Linked DNA regions of Mus musculus: all the other regions are linked to region 1. A link is a loop called in an ENCODE intact Hi-C map of the cell type or tissue named here. Cell type or tissue: heart. All regions are shown on one strand. Region 1 holds the start of Cmc2 (COX assembly mitochondrial protein 2). Region 2 overlaps Gcsh (glycine cleavage system protein H (aminomethyl carrier)). Region 3 holds the start of 1700030J22Rik (RIKEN cDNA 1700030J22 gene). Region 4 holds the start of Gan (giant axonal neuropathy).

What was found. A loop is a pair of places that touch in the nucleus more often than their neighbours do. Peaks named below come from ENCODE experiments on the same cell type or tissue, not always from the same donor. Only the 100,000 strongest peaks of a DNase experiment are listed, where the experiment ranks them.
Region 2: a loop joins it to region 1, with 2.7 times the contacts of the local background. A loop is called at or near these places in 6 of 42 quality-filtered maps.
Region 3: a loop joins it to region 1, with 10 times the contacts of the local background. A loop is called at or near these places in 9 of 42 quality-filtered maps.
Region 4: it touches region 1 in a loop (5-fold over the local background); 3 of 42 quality-filtered maps call a loop at or near these places.

What each region holds. Positions count from the first base shown.
Region 1 is chr8:116,918,739-116,923,738 of GRCm38, forward strand. Cmc2 (COX assembly mitochondrial protein 2) reads right to left here and starts at 2,698. Exons shown (of 4, transcript NM_026844.3): 1 at 2,613-2,698. Cenpn (centromere protein N) reads left to right here and starts at 3,002. Exons shown (of 12, transcript NM_028131.3): 1 at 3,002-3,045; 2 at 3,590-3,703. In heart, a CTCF peak has its summit at 3,030; DNase peaks (open chromatin) are centred at 2,713, 3,083 and 3,133; H3K4me3 peaks cover 2,364 bases; H3K27ac peaks cover 2,298 bases.
Region 2 is chr8:116,987,489-116,992,488 of GRCm38, forward strand. It overlaps Gcsh (glycine cleavage system protein H (aminomethyl carrier)), which reads right to left. Exons shown (of 5, transcript NM_026572.4): 2 at 1,636-1,715. Among named protein-coding and RNA genes, the nearest start is that of Gcsh, 3.5 kb to the right of the region's middle. In heart, a CTCF peak has its summit at 2,575; no DNase peak of the experiment used is centred here; H3K4me3 peaks cover 503 bases; H3K27ac peaks cover 27 bases.
Region 3 is chr8:116,978,172-116,983,171 of GRCm38, forward strand. 1700030J22Rik (RIKEN cDNA 1700030J22 gene) reads right to left here and starts at 788. Exons shown (of 3, transcript NM_027103.3): 1 at 608-788. Gcsh (glycine cleavage system protein H (aminomethyl carrier)) reads right to left here. Exons shown (of 5, transcript NM_026572.4): 5 at 3,796-4,555. The coding sequence ends at 4,458. In heart, CTCF peaks have their summits at 965 and 2,202 (motif pointing left); DNase peaks (open chromatin) are centred at 610, 820 and 2,190; H3K4me3 peaks cover 1,389 bases; H3K27ac peaks cover 920 bases.
Region 4 is chr8:117,155,595-117,160,594 of GRCm38, forward strand. Gan (giant axonal neuropathy) reads left to right here and starts at 2,387. Exons shown (of 11, transcript NM_001081151.2): 1 at 2,387-2,707. The coding sequence starts at 2,541. In heart, a CTCF peak has its summit at 2,610; a DNase peak (open chromatin) is centred at 2,337; H3K4me3 peaks cover 2,616 bases; H3K27ac peaks cover 1,759 bases.

The DNA of each region.
Region 1 (5,000 bases):
CTCCAACTTCTGATGGCCCACCTTATCATCTCTCGGTTTCATTATCATAGAACGATGAAATGCATTTAGGACCTGCTGTTCAAATCTTAAGCTTTTCATAAACTAGCAGTGCAGGCCAGTGCTTTCTCACGGTGCTGGGTACTGGTGACCACCTGGCTCGTGAGTCCCACAGCGTAGAGAAATGTATGCGCTGCAGCACACTGGATGGCTATTATTCCTTGAAGCACTGTGTTTTCTATTTCCACATTCTTTTCACATCTGGAAAAAAGCATATCTATGTATCATAATATATGCGATATTTTATTTAAAAAGAGGGTTTGTGTTAGAAGATTCTGCTCCACCTTACACATTCTGGGCACGGTGACATAAGCCAGGGAGAGCTATGGTGTTCAGTCCATAAGGTATACCAAATACATTGTTTCTTCAGAGCTGAGGGTCAAACCAGGGCCATGTCTAGTGCTAACCAAGCATCGGCCATTGCAATTTGGCCTTACCGTGCCCTTTAAATGAAGTTTTGAACTTACAGTGCATTTATCTGGACATAATCCTACCACAATTTAATAAGTATCTGTACTTGAGAAAGCATTTGGCCAATAATCTATATATGTGTATCATAGACAAACAAACACACATAACTACATGTATTTTCTTCCCATCATGACAAAAGTTTTTAAACTTTGTATATTACTACAGTGCTAGCCAGAAAAAAGAAAAAAAGAAAAATTGTTTTCATTTTATTTTTAACTGAGAAACGAAAATGGGCTTTTCTCACTGCTTATCCTGGATGGCTGTTTCAAAGAATAAAATGTTAATTTTGTTTTCTTCCACTCTTGGCAAGAAGAACTCTATTTAACCTAAGTCCTAAACACGCAACCTTATGGAACAAATCCCTTGCTTTAGCGCCAGGAAGCACATTTTTAAATAGAGTGACTCTAGTATGAGGAAATGCGTGCTGATAAGAGAAGGTATTATAAGAGGTGACATCCCTATATTTTAACGCCATCTGTATTTCTTTTAGAGAGATTTTGCTATTCTGGCTGCCCAAGAAAGAAACTTACACTACAGTTGCCATTCCTAATAGTTTAAAATAAGCAAGGAGCTGGAGAGATGTTTGGTGGGTAAAGCTCTTGCTGTGCCTTAGGTGTCTGCACCCCTTATTGCGGAGATCGGGTCAGGCAGACCCCAAGAAGGTTCTCATGGCTAGCCAACCTAGCCAAAACAGCAAGCTAACACAGTTAAGGAGAAAGCAGGTCTCAAATCCGTAAGGCAGATATAGACATAGAGCATGAGGGTTGGCTGGACTGAGGTCAGGCCCAATCCCAAAACAGACACATACAAAAATACACACTAATTAAGGCCAGCAAGTGCATGAGGACTTGAATTCAATCTTCAAAACACACATGGTGGAAGGAGAAAACTAACTCCAGTGAGCATCTTCTGACAGGCAGGCGTGCACGCACACACACGCACACACACACACACACACACACACACACATGATCATTTCTCAACTATCACCTTAAAACTGCTTCTCAAAAGAATAGGCCTCTGCCGGGCGTGGTGGCGCACGCCTTTGATCCCAGCACTTGGGAGGCAGAGGCAGGCGGATTTCTGAGTTCAAGGCCAGCCTGGTCTACAAAGCGAGTTCCAGGACAGCCAGGGCTACACAGAAAAACCCTGTCTCGAAAAACCAAAAAAAAAAAAAAAAAAAAAAAGAATAGGCCTCCTCTGCATCATTCTGGAACAATCTCCTACTAGTGCCAGGTAGGCAGGTAAGTAGTCTGCTAAGACCAGGGAAATTTTAGAGGAAAAAAGAAATAAATGTCTGCTGAATGTTGACATTTAACACTGAAAATGGAGAGGCGTATTTTCACTTCGATCAACCAAATACCAAGGCCTGGATGTACAAGACAGAAAAGATGTCAAGAGAATCCCTTTGCCAAGGCAAAGTTGCATACATTTAAAGTGGGTTTTGTTACTAACACAGGGTCTAGTGTAGCCTCAAATTCCTTATGTTGCTGAGGGTGACCTTGAATTCCTGATTCTTGCCTCCACCACCTCCCCAGAGCTGAGATTGAAGCAAACCATCCTACCCTCCTTGCCTGGGGTTTTGTTTGATTTCGAGAAGTTTTAACAGAGGCTTCTAATACATCTATTGTGAAAACACTCACAGTCGTCCTCGAAGCCTATCTAACGGACCCTAAACATTACTTTCCTTGTCAAGTGTACCGTGGGGGATCTTTACAGATACCCACATCACCAGCCAGTCCAGTGACTTTTCAGTAAAGAAACTTTTGACGGCAGCTCCCTAGATTAGTTATCAGCCAGAACAGTTAGCTCAATGCGCCCTCAGTGTCACGCATCTCCAAAGTTTTGCAGCAGGGTACGCGCACTCGACCAGGCGCGCGCCCAAGGTCGCAATGCCAGCGAGCGGCGGGCAGATCTCAGCAGTGTGACAGCTCATGCCCGCGGCTCACCAAGAAGAGTGTTCCTAGTAAAGGTCCAAGGGCAGGGACATGGGTGAACCTAGCGCGGCGTGGGAAGCTAAAGAGCCGCGTCCTTCCGCCACAGGCAGCCAGATGCCCGGAGGCTGAAGGACACCCGACACTCACCGTCACTCAGCCCCTACAAGAAGCACAGAAAGAGAAGTCACCGACACGGAGCCCGCAGCTCCCTTAGGACTTGCAAGCACCGACGCTCCGCGCATGCGTCATCCTGCATGCATCGCTCCGCCTGGACCGGTCCACTGTCCCATGCTGAGGGGGATCTAGGGCCATCCCACCGGGGCTCGGCGGGGACAGCACACAGAGATGACTGCCAGGTGGAATTCGAGACGGAGAACAATTATATTTACATGATCCTGTCTCTGAGTACAGCGACTCTGGGGATCTAAAGCGTTTTCCATCAGGCGCCCACAGCCGCGTCCCCCCGTGCAGCCGAAGCAGTGCGGAGGGCTTGCCAGGTGGGCGGGGCCCGAGCGGCCATTGGCGGCTTCAAAAGCACCTCGGCGGGAACCGCTGCAGAGACGGCGGGCGATGTGGACTGGTAAGGCAGCCTCAGCGACACCGAATTGGACTCGGAGGCGGCGGGAGGACTACAGGAGCCAGGCCTCAGACATCTACGGGGGCCTTGCCACGGCGCAGTTCCGCCACGGGATCTTAGCCTAGGAGTGACACTAGTGGAGGCCGGGTCCGGGCCAAGAGGGCCGGGATGAGCGTCCATGGCGTCATATCCGCCCGGAGTGGGGCGGGGTTTTATGTCCCTTGGCGTTTATGCCATGGAGGCTCCGGGCTGCCCGCTCAAGAGCTGCTTTACTTTGATCCTTAGGTTCCGTCGAGCCTAGGTGTCAGCTCTCTAATTCCTAGCCTCGCCTCAGTTTTTGTCCATGCCTCCTGTTGCTATACTCCTTGTGCTCCATGCGGGTCTACCGGATCGTTATTGTCACGTGTACATTCAACAGCCTTGTCTTAGCTGCTACCATGAATAAAGCGCTAGAAAATAGAAATTGAAATAGTAACAGGGCAGAAAGTTCACTCAAAGACTTGCTAACTTTGTTGATGTGTTACGCCCTTTCTGTCATTTCTTTTAGGAAGGGCATGGTGCAGATAGATCACTCAGAATTAAGAATCTTCGGAAGTGCTAAGGATTGGGCACCCCACCCCGAAGGCCCTGATCTCCGAAGTTTATAGCCGCATCTGGCCTGGTCAGTACTGGGATAGGAGAAATGCCTGCTTTGCATACACTCTCCTCTAATTTACCTCACTGAGGATCAGGAAAACGCTCTCAGATGTTGTCACGAACAAGGTGTTGGTTTAATAGTTGACAGACAGTGGAACTATATCCTTCCCTTGTGCATACCGCTTAGGGTGGGTATCCAGTCACTCTTCCATCAGTCATTAGTCAAGTGCATATGAGATTGTTCTTGGGTGACCAGACTCGCTGTGTGATTTGGCTCATGGTGACTGAAATTGCTAGGATCAGAACCCCCCAGCCCTGGCAGCCCTAACAAGCTAGGCTCCATAGGCCACTTAAAAGGACAAGTCTTTTGTTTGTTTGTTTGTTTGTTTGTTTTGTTTTTTCGAGACAGGGTTTCTCTTTATAGCCCTGTCTGTCCTGGTACTCACTTTGTAGACCAGGCTGGCCTTGAACTCAGAAATCCGCCTGCTTCTGCCTCCCAAGTACTGGGATTAGAGATGTGCGCCACCACCGCCTGGCTAAAAAAGACAAGTCTTAAATGAGAGGCAGAAAAGAGACATGTATTCAGTGTGGCCACACTGGGAAGAGCAAAGAGGTCTAGTGACCCACACACCAAGTGTTGAGTCCTGAAACAGAAGATTCAACAGAAAGCAGAGGGTATACACAACTAAGCAGCCCTAGTCACGGTGTGGTCCTCCCATCTCTGAGACATCGTTGCCCTGGTGTTGCAGTCCCTTCTGCAAGAGGGTCTGACAAGGAGACAGAAAAGCTCCCTCTGACTGGCACCAGGTGTCAGCCTTTCCTTCCCCATCAGATCCCTGGGTTGAACTCCATGTCTCTGTGGGGACACTCACAAGTGCCTCTTTTTAGAATGACTTTGCTCCTGCCAGAACAGTTATAAAACGGCTATAGAGTTTAAAAACATAGTTGTGAATAAGATCAACATAGTCCCTGTCTTGAGCAGAAAAAAAAATTAACGTAGCTATGATAAAATTATAAAGCCAATTGCAGGTGGTTCTGTAAAAATAATAAACGATGGAAGATTGGAAAAAAAAAAAAAACAAACAAACCACTGTTGGATGATTGCAGTAAGTTTCCTGGGGAGCCAGGCAGTGGTGGTGCACACCTTTTTAAATGAACTCAGCTGGGACTAGAGAGGTAGCTCAGTTGGTGGAATGCTTGCCTCCGCATGCAGTAAGCCTTGGGGTCATCTCCCAAACCACATGAAACCGGATGTGGTAGCGCACACGTGTAACAGCAGTGCCTGGGAGATGGGGACAGGAAGATCAGAAGTTCACGCCAGC
Region 2 (5,000 bases), 69 kb after region 1:
TTCACACACGAGGAGTTACAGCCTTGCTCTTCTTTATAGCCCGTTAACCCTGGAAAAGGGGCCAGGTGTGGTGGGCTAGCTCTCAACCCAGTACTTAGGAGACAGATGTAGGAGGGTTGTAAGTTCAAAGCCAGCCTCAGCTACATAACAAGACTCCATTGCACAAAAAGAATAAAATTAGATGAGACTTGGTGGTGATACTATGTATCAGAGGCTAAGGAGGGAGAACCCAAGTTCAAGACCTAGCTGGGCTACAGAACAAGTTCAAAGCCAGCTGAGTCACCTTAGTCAGAGCCTGTCTCAAAATGAAAAGGTAGGAAAGGCTAGAGCCGTACCTCAGTGGTGGAGAGCCTGCCTCACATGTGAGGACCAGGGCACACTCCACAGTACTTCAAAAGTAATAATTGAAAGTGTTAGGTCTACTGTGGGCACATGTGTTCATTTGTTGCATGTACATACACATGGAAGTTGTGGACAACCTGCAAGAGTCAGTTCCCACTTGTCAACCCTACTACGTGCGTCCCAAGGATCAAACTTAGGTCCCCAGGCTTTGGCAAAAGTCTTAACTTGCTGAGCTATCTCAGCAGGCATAGATAGATAGATAGATAGATAGATGGTTTGTTTTGTTTTTTTAATTCAAGAGCTGCACTACAAGAACTAAGTCACCAGCCAGACTTGACCTCCAGGCTGGAGTAACCCCAGGCACAAACCACACGCTCCAAACAAGATTACAGGCTGTTCTGAGCACCCTGTGCTTTCCACCCCTGCAGCTTTAGGCCATGACCGAAACTGCAGTGCCTGAAAACCTACCCACTGATGCAGCAAGCAGCGGTCCTCATGGACCTGCCGGACCAGGTGAGTGGCCCGCCTCTCCTCACATCACCCACATGGGCTGCAGTACATGCATTTTGTACTTCGCTGTCACATAGGTGATTCCCCTTGTAGATAAACAACCTGTACTGGTGCTATGCCCTCTCAGGAGGTCTACAGCCACGGCAAAGAAAGTATCAGAGACCCGAAGAATCCAGCATGTCTGAGGAGTTGTGCATTTTCTCCAACATTTCCCCTCTCCTGCCTCACTGCACACATGCAGCAGGGTGAGACCACTGAGTGCTACTGCATGGATAGGGTTAGAGAGAATGGGCCGGCTAAACAAAAGGGTTCTCTTTGCATTAGCTGTGTTTATCATTAGCTGTGTTTCCCATCCTAGGTCATGTGGCTTCTCACAGTACCTACAATGGCAATGTCCCCTCCCCGCAAGCTCTCGAGCTTGCCCTCACCTATCCAACATGGAACACTTCTTAAATAATCTTCCCTACTTTTAAGTACCCTACTTTGCCCCAGTATAGTTGTTTTTCCAAAAAGAAAGAAACTTCCTATTTAGCACAGGCTGAACTCATGGTGTCCCACCTCAGCCTAAGTATGAAGTAACAAGTTTGTGCCACCATGCCAAACACGTTATCCCTTGTAACACATACACTGGCCCTAACTAATGTACATTTGACCACTTTTACTTCTGACTTTTCCCTAAGGATCTTTAGAAAAGCCCAAAGCACAATGCCATTTTCATAAGGTGGAGAGACTCCAACCTACTTGAGAGCAGGCTGTTAGAAACACGTCAAGGCAAGCCAGTACCTGTGCAAAATTGCTGATTCCCACCGTTCCAATACCTTCCTCTGTCGTTATCCACTCATGTTTCTCTGTGAATTTACGCACTAAAACACAAGACCAGTATTTCAGAAAAACAGCAGCAGCGTTTCTTCAAAGCCCTTCAAACATCATTGCTGTCAAAAGGCTAAGACTTCTCCAGGGTTTGGTGTTTAGTTTAACTGACATTGCTTGAGTAGTTTGATGCCCAGCAGAATAACAATGTATAAAGATAAGACATTTTAAAAAACATTGTGTAGCCATAGATGGACTGAGATGAATGTTGTAAAGATCAATAGGTGTTTATGTAGGTGAGGGCCTTACCTGAATATATATATGTATGAACACCACATGTGTGCAGAGTTCATTGAGGCCAGAAGATGTCAGATACCCAGAAACTGGAGTTACCCAAACCTAGGTCTTCTGGAACAGCAGCTAGTGCTTTTAACCTCAGAGCTATCTCTCGCACTCCAAAGATCATATCTTAGATGGAATCCTTGTACATCTCTGGGCTTATCTGTTTTAACATCTGTCTAAGTCCCCCCAAAATTTCAGAGTATATTTGCTGAGTTTATCCAATGACTATTCTTTTGAAGACAGGCTTGGGGTGATGGCTTTGGGGAGGCAGAATAAAGCCTGCTCACACAGAAAGTAATGCATGCCAGTACACAGCTGACTCATCTGGAAATATAGGGGCTGAGGTGGGAATGTGTCAAGTTTAGCTGGTCAGTTTAGTTCAGCATATGCCTGTGACCTAGCACTTAGGAGGTGGTAGGATTGAAAGGTTAAGACCATTAAGATGGCTTTAGAGATGGCTCATCAGTTAAGATTTATGTTGCGCGTGTTCAATTCCCAGCACCCACATGGTGGCTCAGTCATCCTTAACTCCAGACCCAGGGGATCTGAGTCCTTGTGGCTTCTACAGGTACTGCATGCACATGATGCAGCCATACAACACGGACATAATACCCATACATGTAAAAATAAATAAGATACCATTAAGGCAATCTCAAAACACAAGAATCAATGTTTGAAGAACTGAGAATGTAGCTCAATAGATAACTTGGCTACCATGTGAGGCTCTGGATCAATCCCACCAGTGGGGGAGGGGATTGATTTACACTGGGCACAATGGCCTGTAACTGTAATACTGAGTGGAGAGGCTAAGAAAGGGGGATCAATTGAGTCTGAGTTCAAGGGAGCTTGGGCAACACAAGACCCTGTCTTAAAAAAAGATTTGAAAGCCGGGCATGGTGGCACACGCCTTTAATCCCAGCACTCGGGAGGCAGAGGCAGGCGGATTTCTGAGTTCGAGGCCAGCCTGGTCTACAAAGTGAGTTCCAGGACAGCCAGGGCTACACAGAGAAACCCTGTCTCGAAAAAAAAAAAAACAAAAAAAAAAAAGATTTGAAGCGGAGGTGGCTTAGCAGTTAAAAGCATATGTTGCTCTTGTATAGGACCATAGGAGTGGCTTCCAGCACTCACAGGATGGCTTTCAACCATCTGAAAGCCTTCTCTGACCTCCAAGGGCACACATGTGGTGCAAAGACACACATGCAAGCAAAACACGTGTAGCATAAACCTTTTAAGATATGAAAACCAAGCTGGGCGTGGTGGCGCACGCCTTTAATCCCAGCACTTGGGAGGCAGAGGCAGGTGGATTTCTGAGTTCAAGGCCAGCCTGGTCTACAGAGTAAGTTCCAGGACAGCCAGGGCTGCAGAGAAACCCTGTCTCAAGAAACAAAACAACAACAACAAAGATATGAAAACCAAAAGATTTAACCTAAAAAAGGGTAATGTGAGTCTTTAGGTAGAGTTCTCTAAGGTAACTGCAACTTAGTTCTATGGACTGAAACAGGCTTCCTATAAACAATTATAACTTGGCCAAGTTCTTAAAATTCTGCAATTCTTTAAGCCTGTCCTTGAAGAAAGGGCCAAAGCCTTGGCTTCAATTCCCAACCCTGCTAAAAAAAATAAAGGAAAAGGGATTTGGGTCAAAGATGATGCACAGCTATGTGGCTGTGGCTCTCAACTGCCATTCTCTTACAAGTCTAGAACCCCCTGATTACCTTATGACCAACAATCATCACCTCAACACAGCATCTGACCAGGGGCGGACAGTCACAGATCTCTGACCCTTTGCGCTATCCTCGGCCACACCGCTGACAGTGTCGCTGCTCTGCCTCAACTTTGCAGCTTCAGTTTGAGCCAGCAGCATTCTGAGCTCAGCACACCCAGGTCCACTTGCCCTTAAAGTCCATATTGTCCTTTTAGCCCAGGAATGCTACCTAGGCTTAGGCACAGATTACAATTCTCCGTTAACCCTTGACCTCACTGAAGAAAGCAGATTAGGTAAATAATTACTTTCTTCCTAATCCTCGAAAAACACAGTTTGAGACCTGGGGATGTGGCTTTGGGGGATGGGTGCTTGCCTATCACTGTGGTAGCTCTGAGTTCAGTCTCTACCATTGCACAGCTGGGTTTGGTGGTGCTCGGCAGTCCAGTCGCAGCACTGTGGAAGGATCTGAAGTTGTCATCCTCAGCTACACAGGGGTCTCTCCAGCTTCGCAGTGAGAGCAGACCTCAGAGCAGAAACAGACTGGGGGGGGGGGGGGGGGCGGCACACCTAAATCCCAGCACTCAGAGAGGAAGAGGCAGGTAGACTTCTGTGAGTTCTAGGCCAGCCTGATCTACAGAGAGAGAGAGTTCTAGAATAGGGAAGATTACACAGAGAAACCCAGCCTTGAGAAAACAGAAACAAAACCCCACCATGGTTTGGGGCCTCAGAAAATCTGAGCTGAAACTGAAGATACTGCATTCTCAAACACAATAGCTTGCTTAATATGGGTCAGTGGTGCTATCTGGCACTACACACTAATAGTTAATAAAACTATTCACTGCTAATATGTCAAGCTGCAGGTGACAGGACGACTTCCCAGTAACTCTGAGGTAGCTATTGCCTCGCCTCCACTGTTCTAATGCAGGGCACTGGGGTTCTGAGAAGTTGAGAGACTGTGCCCGAGACCACACAGCTCTAAGAGGAAAAACCAGAATTGAATAATGTCTGTGTTTCAACAAGCACAAGGCTCTGCACCCTGCATAATAAGTGTGCACAATTCTGCCAGTTCAAAGAGGGTAAAAATGAAAAGAACCTGAGTAGTTAAGCAGACCGTGGGAATTGACACATTAGGCAATATTTAACCAAATACCTGGAACTCAGTATGTAGCTCCAGCTGCCCTCGGCCTCACAGCGATCCTCCACCTCAGCAGTGCTGACACGGTTACCGGTGGAAGCCACCCACCATGCCTGGTTTGAAACGGACTGCTTATTTGAGCATTTCTTTACCCTTGTA
Region 3 (5,000 bases), 59 kb after region 1:
GAGGGCTGGAGAAATGGCTCAGCAGTTAAGAGCACTTGCTACTCTTGCCAAAGACCCACGTTCGTTCCTGGCACCCACATAGCAACTTACAACAGCCAATAATTCCACTTGCAGGGTAGGGCGTGTGCCATTTCTATGTCAACCATTTCCAACTCGTGCCCTTTTTCATTTTTGCCTAGGTTCTAGATTTCTGTTTTGGACGGGGTTTCATTCCGCCCCTTTTTTTCCGGCTCTCTGAATTCACTAAGGGCTGGGTCCTGAAAGGATGGCCTTCTGAGGGCTCCCAAGGCTCACGGCAGACGGAATCTCGCGCCCACGCCTTCCCACCTGGTTTCTCCCTTTTACTAATAGTCCCTGCACACTCCTTCATGCCGCATAAGTTCCTTCCCTCCCTCCAAGAGGCTCCCTACACGCTACAAGCTGAGAGTTTACCCTTCCTTCAGAAGATCAAGAGGGCTGCATCAAGCTCCTTCCATTGAAACCTCAACCACGCCCCCACAGACCACGCCTATCAAACGGCTCCTCCCTGAGGCCCAAGCGGCTCCCTAGGCCCCGCCCAGTCCAGGCTACCCCAGAACCGTACCCCATCTTCGTCTCGCTTACCCACCCTGAAGATTGCTTCCTTCCGCGGCTCTGCCGCCCGTGAAGTGTCTAGGGAGTGTTCCCCGGGGTGAGGACGTGGCCACAGCCACTCAGACGCTCCTACGGGGCCGCGAGGTAAGGAAGGTCCGGAGCGGCAAGTCGCGGCCCCCAAGAGCCGGGCTGTTGCCCTAGGTTACGGCCGCGTCGGAGGCGGGCCTAGGTGCAGGCATGCCGGAAGTGACGTAACCCCGCAACAAACCAGCTCAAGGGCGGAGTCCCCTCTGAGGGCGGGGCTAAGGAGCATTCCCGTCGCTCTGTGCGTGGTTGCTAGGTGCCGCGTTGCCAGACGCTTCGAGAGCTTCGCAGGCACTGGCGACGTTGGGCGGCCAAGTTGCGCTGCAACAGCCTTTTGCCTTCTAGAAGGAATGCCTCAGAGGCCACACAAACAGTGTCTGGAGATTTGGCCACTTCTTCCTTTGGGCAGAATCGTCCCTTCCTTCTTGGGATCCCGTGTTGAAAGCGAGAGCAGAACTTCGCGGGACGACTCATTCCTAGTTGCATAATTTTGAGACCGAGTCTTCCTTGTTTTGTAGCCTGGTGCGGTCTCGAACTCATGGCAACCCTCCTTCCTCGATGTCCTAAATCAACATTGAAGGGATCGAGGGCGTGGGCTTCCACACCTGCTGACAGGAAGGATTTCTGGTTTTGTTCTTTTTGGTGCTGCCCACTTTAGTGGGGCAGAAGCAGCAGTTTCTCGCGAGGGGGCCGCCCACTTCTCCACTATGCTGCCCTTGGTGCCCAACTCATGTCTAGTTCCAAGGTCCCTTTGCTTTCTGGTTTAAAAAGTATTAAGAAAACAAGTCTCCAAAAGCAGGCTGAGTCAAAGGCTTTTGGAAAAAATGGCTAAGAATTACTACTTTTTACACTTATAGCATTATATAATATATATACAGTATAGCATATATACAATCGATAGCATAGATTTATAGCATTAACGGCCTCTAAAGATGTGATGTATATGACACATGAAGTTGGAACAAAGTCCTCTTCTAGACTGTGAATATTTGTTATTTCCCCCATATATATGAGGGAAATACTTTAACAAGCATATATGATAGATATTGTAATTATATTGCTATACCAGCGTATCTAATGGGCTATGACACATATTTCTAAAATTTTCTATGTATTTTTGGATTTATGCGTATGAGTGTTCTGCCTGTGTATATGTATGTACACCATGTTCATACTGGACAGTCATAAAGACACACTCTTTCATTGTTTTCTAGGTTCGCCTGCTAGACAGCGAGTCTGTCACCAAGATGTGTCTCCGTTCCTCGGTGTTTTGAGGTAGGCTTTCACTATGACGTCTAGTCTGGCCTCCAACAGCTTCCTTCTGTCTCTGAATGCTGGAATTACAAGCACATGCCACCAGACCTGGCCACTCAACCATGATCTTTACAACCGAAGGTAGACAAGTCTTTTCAACAGCCACAGAAAAGCTCAGAAGTGGGGGTGGGGAAGGGGGCAGGTCAAATTTTCCAGTCTGCTGCAGCAGAGTCTGCAGTTCCATACCACTGGTCTTTTTCATACCAGATACTGTGTGGGGCGCCCTCTAGTGGTTCTACTAAAACCCAACATAGTCAGCCTCCAAAGTGTTGCTTTGTTTTGTGGAGTTTTACGATTTAATACCTTGTGAACAATTTTTTTTTTTAACTTTAATTATTTTTTAAGTGTATTGGCATTCTGGATGAATGTGTGTCGGTGCACTACTTCCATGCCTGGTGTCCATGGCGGTTAAAAGCGGGATCGGATACTTTGGAACTGGTGTTAGAGGCATTCATAAACATCCATGCAGATCCTGGGAACTGAACCCAGGTCTTTTGGAAGGGCAGCCAGAGCTTTTGACCACTAAACCATCTCTCCATCACCAGCCCCCCCTTCCCCCTACTATATTTCTGAGGTTTTAATTCTTTGAAAACATTCAAAGATGTTAAGAAAATAGACAAAGACTAAAGAAAAAATGGCAAAGAAAGAAAGTATGCCAGGTGTGGTGGTGCATGCCTTTAGTCCAGCCCATGGAAGTTGAAAGCAGGAAACTCTGGAGTCAAGGTGGTCCTTGACTCTCTACCCTCCAGTTCAGCCTGGACTACATGAGAGCCAGGCTAAAGCAAATAAGTATAGAATTGCATGCTGTAGTCCGAGGAGATATGCTAGAGCAGTCTACCCACTTTCCTTGAGAGGGTGGGGGGTGTCACCGAGGGGTTTGGTTTGGTAGTGGAGTTTGTTTTTATTTGAGCTCATCTGAGCCCAGGCTGGCCATGGGATCTGTAGCTAAAAGATGACCTTGAACTCCTGACCTTCTGGTCTCCACCTTCTAAGTGTTGGGAGACACCAAGCCAGTTATACATTCATATCAGTGTGCATGTGTAATCCCAAACTCCCAGTCAGCATTTTTATAGTTGACGTTAGAGTGCGCCATATCAGCTTTCAGAAACTACGGTGGCAGTAAGTGCACTTGAGTTGTAAACAACAGTTTAAGCCAGTTTCAGAAAGTTCTAGTGTCTATGGCTACTAAATAGAAACCTGAACAGGATGGAAGTTCAGACACACCTTGTGCACTGTTGACCATGTGCAGACACACCGTGTGCACTGCTGACCAGTTGACACCTATTCCCCTCTCTAAAGGTCAATGCACACAGAGAACCATGGGTAAACCTCGCCCTGAGCTTGAGCATCTTATGTGCCTGTGATTCCTTCAGAAATAGAAGGCATCAGATCCCCTGGAACTGGAGTTAGGGATGGTTTTGAGCTACCACATGGGTGCTGGAAACAACCCCCAGGTTGTCTGCAAGAAGCAGGAACAGCAAGCCCTCCTAACCACTGACCCCTCTAGCCCCTGGCCTAATTTCTTTTTTTTTTTCTTTTCTTTTTTCCTTTCCTTTTTTTGGTTTTTCAAGACAGGGTTTCTCTGTGTAGCCCTGACTGTCCTGGAACTCAGAAATCCGCCTGCCTCTGCCTCCTGAATTAAAGGCGTGCACCACCACACCAGACTTCTATTTTTTTTTCTCTTTAATCATTTCACATGGTTAGGCACAGTACACCTCAGTGGTATACCTAGCACCAGACACTGGAACATCCTATAATTAAAATCAACCCTTCTAAAACTAGCAGTCACTAAGTAAAACATTAATATCCAAATAAAAATCACAATCAACAAAGAGGATGAATGTTTTATTTGTTTCGCAGTGTTGCAAAGCCGGTGCTTCACGGTGGGAAAACAACAGTCAACACAGCACATGGTGAAACAAAGACAGTACTCTCCTGCCTCTGACACTGTACAACACTTCCTTGCATTCCCAATGAGAAGACACTAATCTCTGACCCAAATCCAGTGGTGGATATGGGCAAGTAACAAAATTATCTAAGATACACCACTATTATCTTGAATTATGAAAGTCTTATACCCAGTAGGTAGGGTCTCGCCATGTAGCTGTGGCTGGTCTAGAACTTGTTGTGTAGACCGACCTTGAACTAACTAACATCTGCCTGTTGCGTGCTGGGATTAGAAGGTGGTCCGTCACCAAAACCAGCCTCATAACCACGTTTCACAGCAGACGATCCTCAGAATTCTAAACACCAGGGCTTAACCCCTAGTCTAAATACTTAGTATGGCAATTATCAAAAACCTGTACACTGTGTTTATCTGCATCCTTTAGGAAGTTGGGGGTGGCTCTTAAGTAGCACTGTCAAGAACAGTTTCTTTCCATCAGTATTGCTAAGTTATTTCAAGTCCTCTATTCTCCACTAGTTTAAGACAAGCATGCTGGAGCACGTCACATCCAGTTTGATCTGGGAGTAGAGGGGTGCCATGGTCACTCCTCAATGGACTTCACATATTTCTCATATGCTTCTTCACTCATCAATTCATCCATCTCTGAAGGGTCACTCAGTGTCATCTTGATCAGCCAACCTGTACCCAAAACAGAACCTCAGTTCACATTGCCTTTTAAAGTCAAATTCATTCAAAATTAATACAGTGCCCTCATTTAAGTGATGTTGTTATCCTAACATAAATCCATTCTTTCTTCAATAAATTTAGCTCTAAGACTTTAGTGGGCTGGAGTAAGGATGGCTCCGTTTTTAAGAGAGCATACCGCTGTAGCACGGGACCCAAGTTTGGTTTTGAGCATTGGTATCAGGTGACTTACAACCTATAACTCTAGCTCCAGGGAATTCAGTGTCCTCCTCTGACCACTAAAGACCCCCACACTCAAATATCCCTATATAGAAACAGCTGTCCTGGAATTCACTTTGTAGACCAGGCTTGGCCTTGAACTCAGACATCCACCTGCCTCTGCCTCCCTGCAGAGGGGGAGTGGGATTAAAGGTAAGTGTGCACACCACCATGACCAGCT
Region 4 (5,000 bases), 240 kb after region 1:
AAACACTGCAAGTTCATCTCTACCAGGAAGCGTCTGCCTGACCTACACTCACTCCCAGGTGCTTCTGTGGAGACAGAGAACCTTCCCATCCTCAGACAACTGGCCAGCACTCTGTTATCAGAGCTGTTTATTTCGGAACCTCTGGCATTTGAAGAATAGACCATCATTACAATCAACGAATACGTTTGTATCAAATACCTGCATCGTGTAAAGCTCTCCTAGTCGTATACATCGTGGGGGTCGAGGGAAGTTAGGGAAGAGGGGTAAGTGTGCAAGCATCTGAAGACACCAGAGGCTGACATCAGGGGTCTTTCCTCAACCACCTTTCTACATTGCTTTTGAAACAGGGTCCTTAGGATTCTGATTCTCGATAAACTGGCTGGCCACCAAGTCCCAGGGATGTTCTTGCCCATCTCCCAGCACCTTCTCCGACCCCTGGCAGGATCACAAGTGCATACTGCAGAGCCTGGCTTTCCATGGGTGCCGGATGTAGAGCTCTGGTCCTCATGGTTGCACAGCAAGCACTCTAGAGACCAACCCCACCCCCACCCCCACACACTCACATCATCCACTTTCAACAACAGCACAACAGAGAGAAAATGCACAAGAACAAAAAAATACAACCCAGGAAACATTTATTTAATATTCACACTTAAAATAAAACACCACCCACCAGCCATCCAACCCTAAGTGAGGAGCACTTTGTACCAGGTACTCTGATACCAAGAAGGGCTTGGCACCTGGAAATCGTGCCAGGCCACAATAAACACGGAAGCGAGCTAGTCATATGGATAAAAAAAGCGTCTTACAGAGCAATGTTCAAAACACATCAACTACTTAAACAAAAGAGTGTTGACTGAGCCCAGAAGCACTATGTGAAAACAGGCCTGCATTATTTTATTATTATATTTTCTCAATAGGCACAAATACAGAGGCTGTATACAACACAGCCCACTACAGGCCTTACTAATTAGTAACTCACAGTTCCTTGTTAGCTCTACTCAGCTCTGCTTTCCCAGACCTTAGTTTTGACACAGCTTACTTTTTTTTTTTTTTTGGATGCGGGGGTTGTCTCTTTGGTTTTTCAAGACAGGGTTTCTCTATGTAGCCCCTGGCTGTTCTGGAACTCTCTCGGTGGGCCAGGAACTCACAGAGACCTGCCTGCCTCTGCCTCCCCGGTGCTGGGATTAAAGGCTTGCGTCACCACCTCCTGGTTTAGAGTCTAGATACTTTTATCACTGCAGGTATAGATACTGTGTTTGAAATGGAAACTGGAAATGTATCGATCTTCTACTAGTAACTTCCTTGACTTTACTCCCCTAGTCTCCTATCTTGAGTATAGTTTATACTCTGATTCCTATCAGTGACGCCAAAGCCTTGCTGCTTCCAGGGTGAAAACCAAGACTTTCCTTGGGGCCTTTGGACTACGGGAGGCTGTGCTGACGCACTGAAAACCACATCCTGCCTTACTTTGAATGCTGCCCCAATGTTCTGATCCTTGGTCCTCATAAGACTTAATTCTCTGTAGCCTCGAGCACCTAATGTTTGCACAAAATGGTAGCTACTTCCTCCACTCCCAAGCACCTTCAGCAACTTCCAGGGACACAGACGAGGCTCGCCCTGCAGAGTGAGCACACCCAGGGGTGCTTAGTACCACAGCCTTGATCTGTCTCTGTGGGAAGTCTAGCCCCCACCATCCGAACATCTGGCCTTCATACCCCCTAGTCTTTCAGACTTTATCTTTCCTAAAAGGTAGGGATGGCAATCATGCAATTAACTGGACCCCCTCTCCTTCCCAATTGTACTCTTGTGCGGGGGCGGAAGGGAGGGCATATACCACAGAGTCCTTTTATCCAGCCCACTATCTAATCTTGGCATCGATCTGCTTTAAAGACCCCGATCTTAGAAACCTTCGGAACACCTTACCCCTACCGCGGTATTTAAAACCCTTCCATTGCTCCCGGTCCCCAATTGCAAGAGGAAAACACCTTCCTTGCCACAGCCTTGCAAAACTGCTTGTTTCTCTCGCTTCACTCGCGACGTCTTCAGCGAAGGCTTCTGGCGGACTCCGCGTTCTGCCCGGAACTAATGGACGTGAACGTAGCGAGGCGTAACTCCCGCGAAAGGAATAATAAGTCCTCGGCTTCACTCTGCGTCTCACTCCCTTCCACACTGAGAGCACTCGGTTCGCCGAGACTGGGAATTGGATACCGCGGAACCGCTAAACCCTTCCGCCCGCACCAAGCACAGCCCGTGGGCGCGCCCGGCGCTCGCAGCCCAGCCCTTCTGATTGGCTGCTGCGAGGTAGGGCGGGGCGCGGGGGCGTCGCGGAAAGATGACGCAACGGCACAGCTCCTTAAAGGCGCCGTCCGCACGCGCTGCCGATGGCGCAGGCGCGTTGTTGAACTTCCAGCTCTGACTCCAGAGCTTCACTCAGTCCGGGCGGGCGGGCGAGCGGACGCGAGGAGTGGCCGGCGGGGACGTGCGCGGGACTCGGGCGGGCGGGTCGGGCAGGTGGCGGCGGAGGAGCGGGAGGCGCGATGGCCGAGGGCAGCGCTGTGTCCGACCCTCAGCACGCCGCGCGCCTGCTGCGGGCGCTCAGCTCGTTCCGGGAGGAGGCGCGTTTCTGCGACGCGCATCTGGTCCTCGACGGCGAGGAGATCCCGGTGCAGAAGAACATCCTGGCGGCGGCCAGCCCGTACATCAGGTGAGCGGGCGCCGCCGCCCATCGCCTCCGCATCCCTCCCTCTCTCTCTGGCCTGGCCGCCTGCGGCTCCAGTGGCTCTGCCGCCGCGCCCCTCGGGCGCCCATGGGCCTCTCCACCGAGATCGCCCCGATCCCGGAGTCCCTGGAGGTCCGCAAAAGCCCCAAACACGGTGTACAGGCCGTCCTGGACCCGCACCCGCGAGCAGGGCGGGGCTGCTCCGGGAAGAGCCGCCCCTTCGCCCCGACAGGCCCCGCCCGGCCCGCGGAGCCCCGCAGAAGTTTTACCTCCGAGTCACCGCACAGTGGGCCGGCCAGGTTTTGCGCGGGGAAGCCAAAACAAACACCCGCGGCTTAGGCAGAAGGAGAACCCTGTAAGAGGTCGGTGGGAAGCCCCCACCCCCAAAGCCCAACTGTCACTTTGCCACTCCCTTGTTACAAACAGGCAAAACTGTTGCGAATTTGAGAAGACCCGGGGTCGTTCTTTGGCTACAGTTACCACCGAGGACCCAGCGATTGTAACCACCAAGAGGGCACTGTAAAACTTAAGCGACGCAAACCTTAGCCCAGTTTACTAGGTTAATGAAAAGGTTGAGACCAAGCTTATAGCATCGGATCAGAATTTGTGAGATGGGCTCCTGTCTTTTCTTTAGCAACTTTCCTTCAGGCAAACTGGTTTGCTCTTTTAATATGGGGGGTGGGGGGGGGCACTAAAAGGTAGAGAAAGTGCCCAGTAAGCTGGTTAAATATAGACGAATGATAGCAATGTCACTAGAATTGACAGATCAGAAAATGGAAAATTATGTGTATGCCGTTTCTTAGGGCTCTGTCCCAGCAGAACTCGGACACATATGCTGTTCTTGAATCTTTGCTTTTGGAGACCTTCGAACTCCAGAAGCAATCCAAGTGCCCTTGAAACTTCTGGCTTTTAGCCTAGCCTGGCCTTACAACATTGGGCTCTTTGTGGACTTAGGGGTCAGGTGTCTGTGAACAAGAAATTTAGATCACCAATATGACAGCTCAGGGCTGGCAGTTCAGAGGTTAAGGCAGTCAATCAAACTGAATTTCCAGGCCAGACCTTTCCCGTAACAGAGTAATCCTAGTTTGGGAAATGCTTAGGAAAACTACAATGGATGCAGTATTGTTACAGATCCTTAAATGGCACCCAGCTCTAAAGTCGCATATCCTGAAACACTGTCTCCATCTTTCTCTGTGATACTTACCACTGCAGTAAACCCTGTATTTTGCTCATCTCCGTGAGCCACAATGTAAAGTCAGTAGGCCAAGGATTTTTCTTTTGTTTCTTGCTGGGACCTTCCTAGAGGGACTGGTGCCTGGTGCCAGAATACATGTGTTGAATGAGTGATTACCTCGCTTCCCAGTGGACATCAGAGGTTTGGCTCTGTTGTATTGCCATGTGAACTGGTTGAGAGGAGCACCGCCCTGGGCAGTCTGGAGATCTGCTTCTGTCTCAGCTCTTACCTGCCTGCTGTGGGTTGTTGGGGATGATTTAGTCTTGACTCCCGCTCATTAAAATGACAAATGAGGGGCACAGTGTGGTTTTGTGCCATTTAATCTCCGAGGCACCTACAAAGAAATGTGTAATTAGCTTCAGACCCTCAACAGCTCTCCATGCAAGTCTGTCCAGCAGTTAGGATAGATTTCCTCTGGGCCATGGCTTGTCAGTTTCCAAGTAGAAAAATGGTGTCTCAGAGGATGTTACCAACTTAGATGTCGAGGCTCCTGGTGCTTCGTGGTTGAGCTAGGAGTCCACTCCCAAGTTTACTATGCATAATGTCCTGATTCCACTGTTCCAGATGACAACATCGGTTGTATTTGGATGTACTTGGGATAAAACCAACACTTGATGGCTCTATATTTTATCATTTAAATCAGTAGTCTCGTTTTATGGGTTGCAACCCCTTGGGGGTCAGATGACCCTTTTCCAGGGGTTACCTAAGACCATAAGAAGATACTGAAATTTACATAGAGATTCATAATGGTAGCACAATTAGAGTTGTGAAATAGCAACAAAAACTATTTTATGGTTTGGGGAGGGGTCACCACAGCGTGAAGGACTGTGTTAAAGAATTGCAGCTTTAGGGGCTTGCAGACCACTGACTGAAATGCTTGTCAACATGCTCATAGACTGAGCTATTTGGATTTTCATTTTTAACCAGTTTTTGCAACTGGTAGGGAAAGTAATGTTAATATTTTACCAATAAATTGAATTTTCTTTATTAACAGGCTGTGTTAAGTTTGACTACTGAAATGCTAGGCCATCCCTGTGATATTTC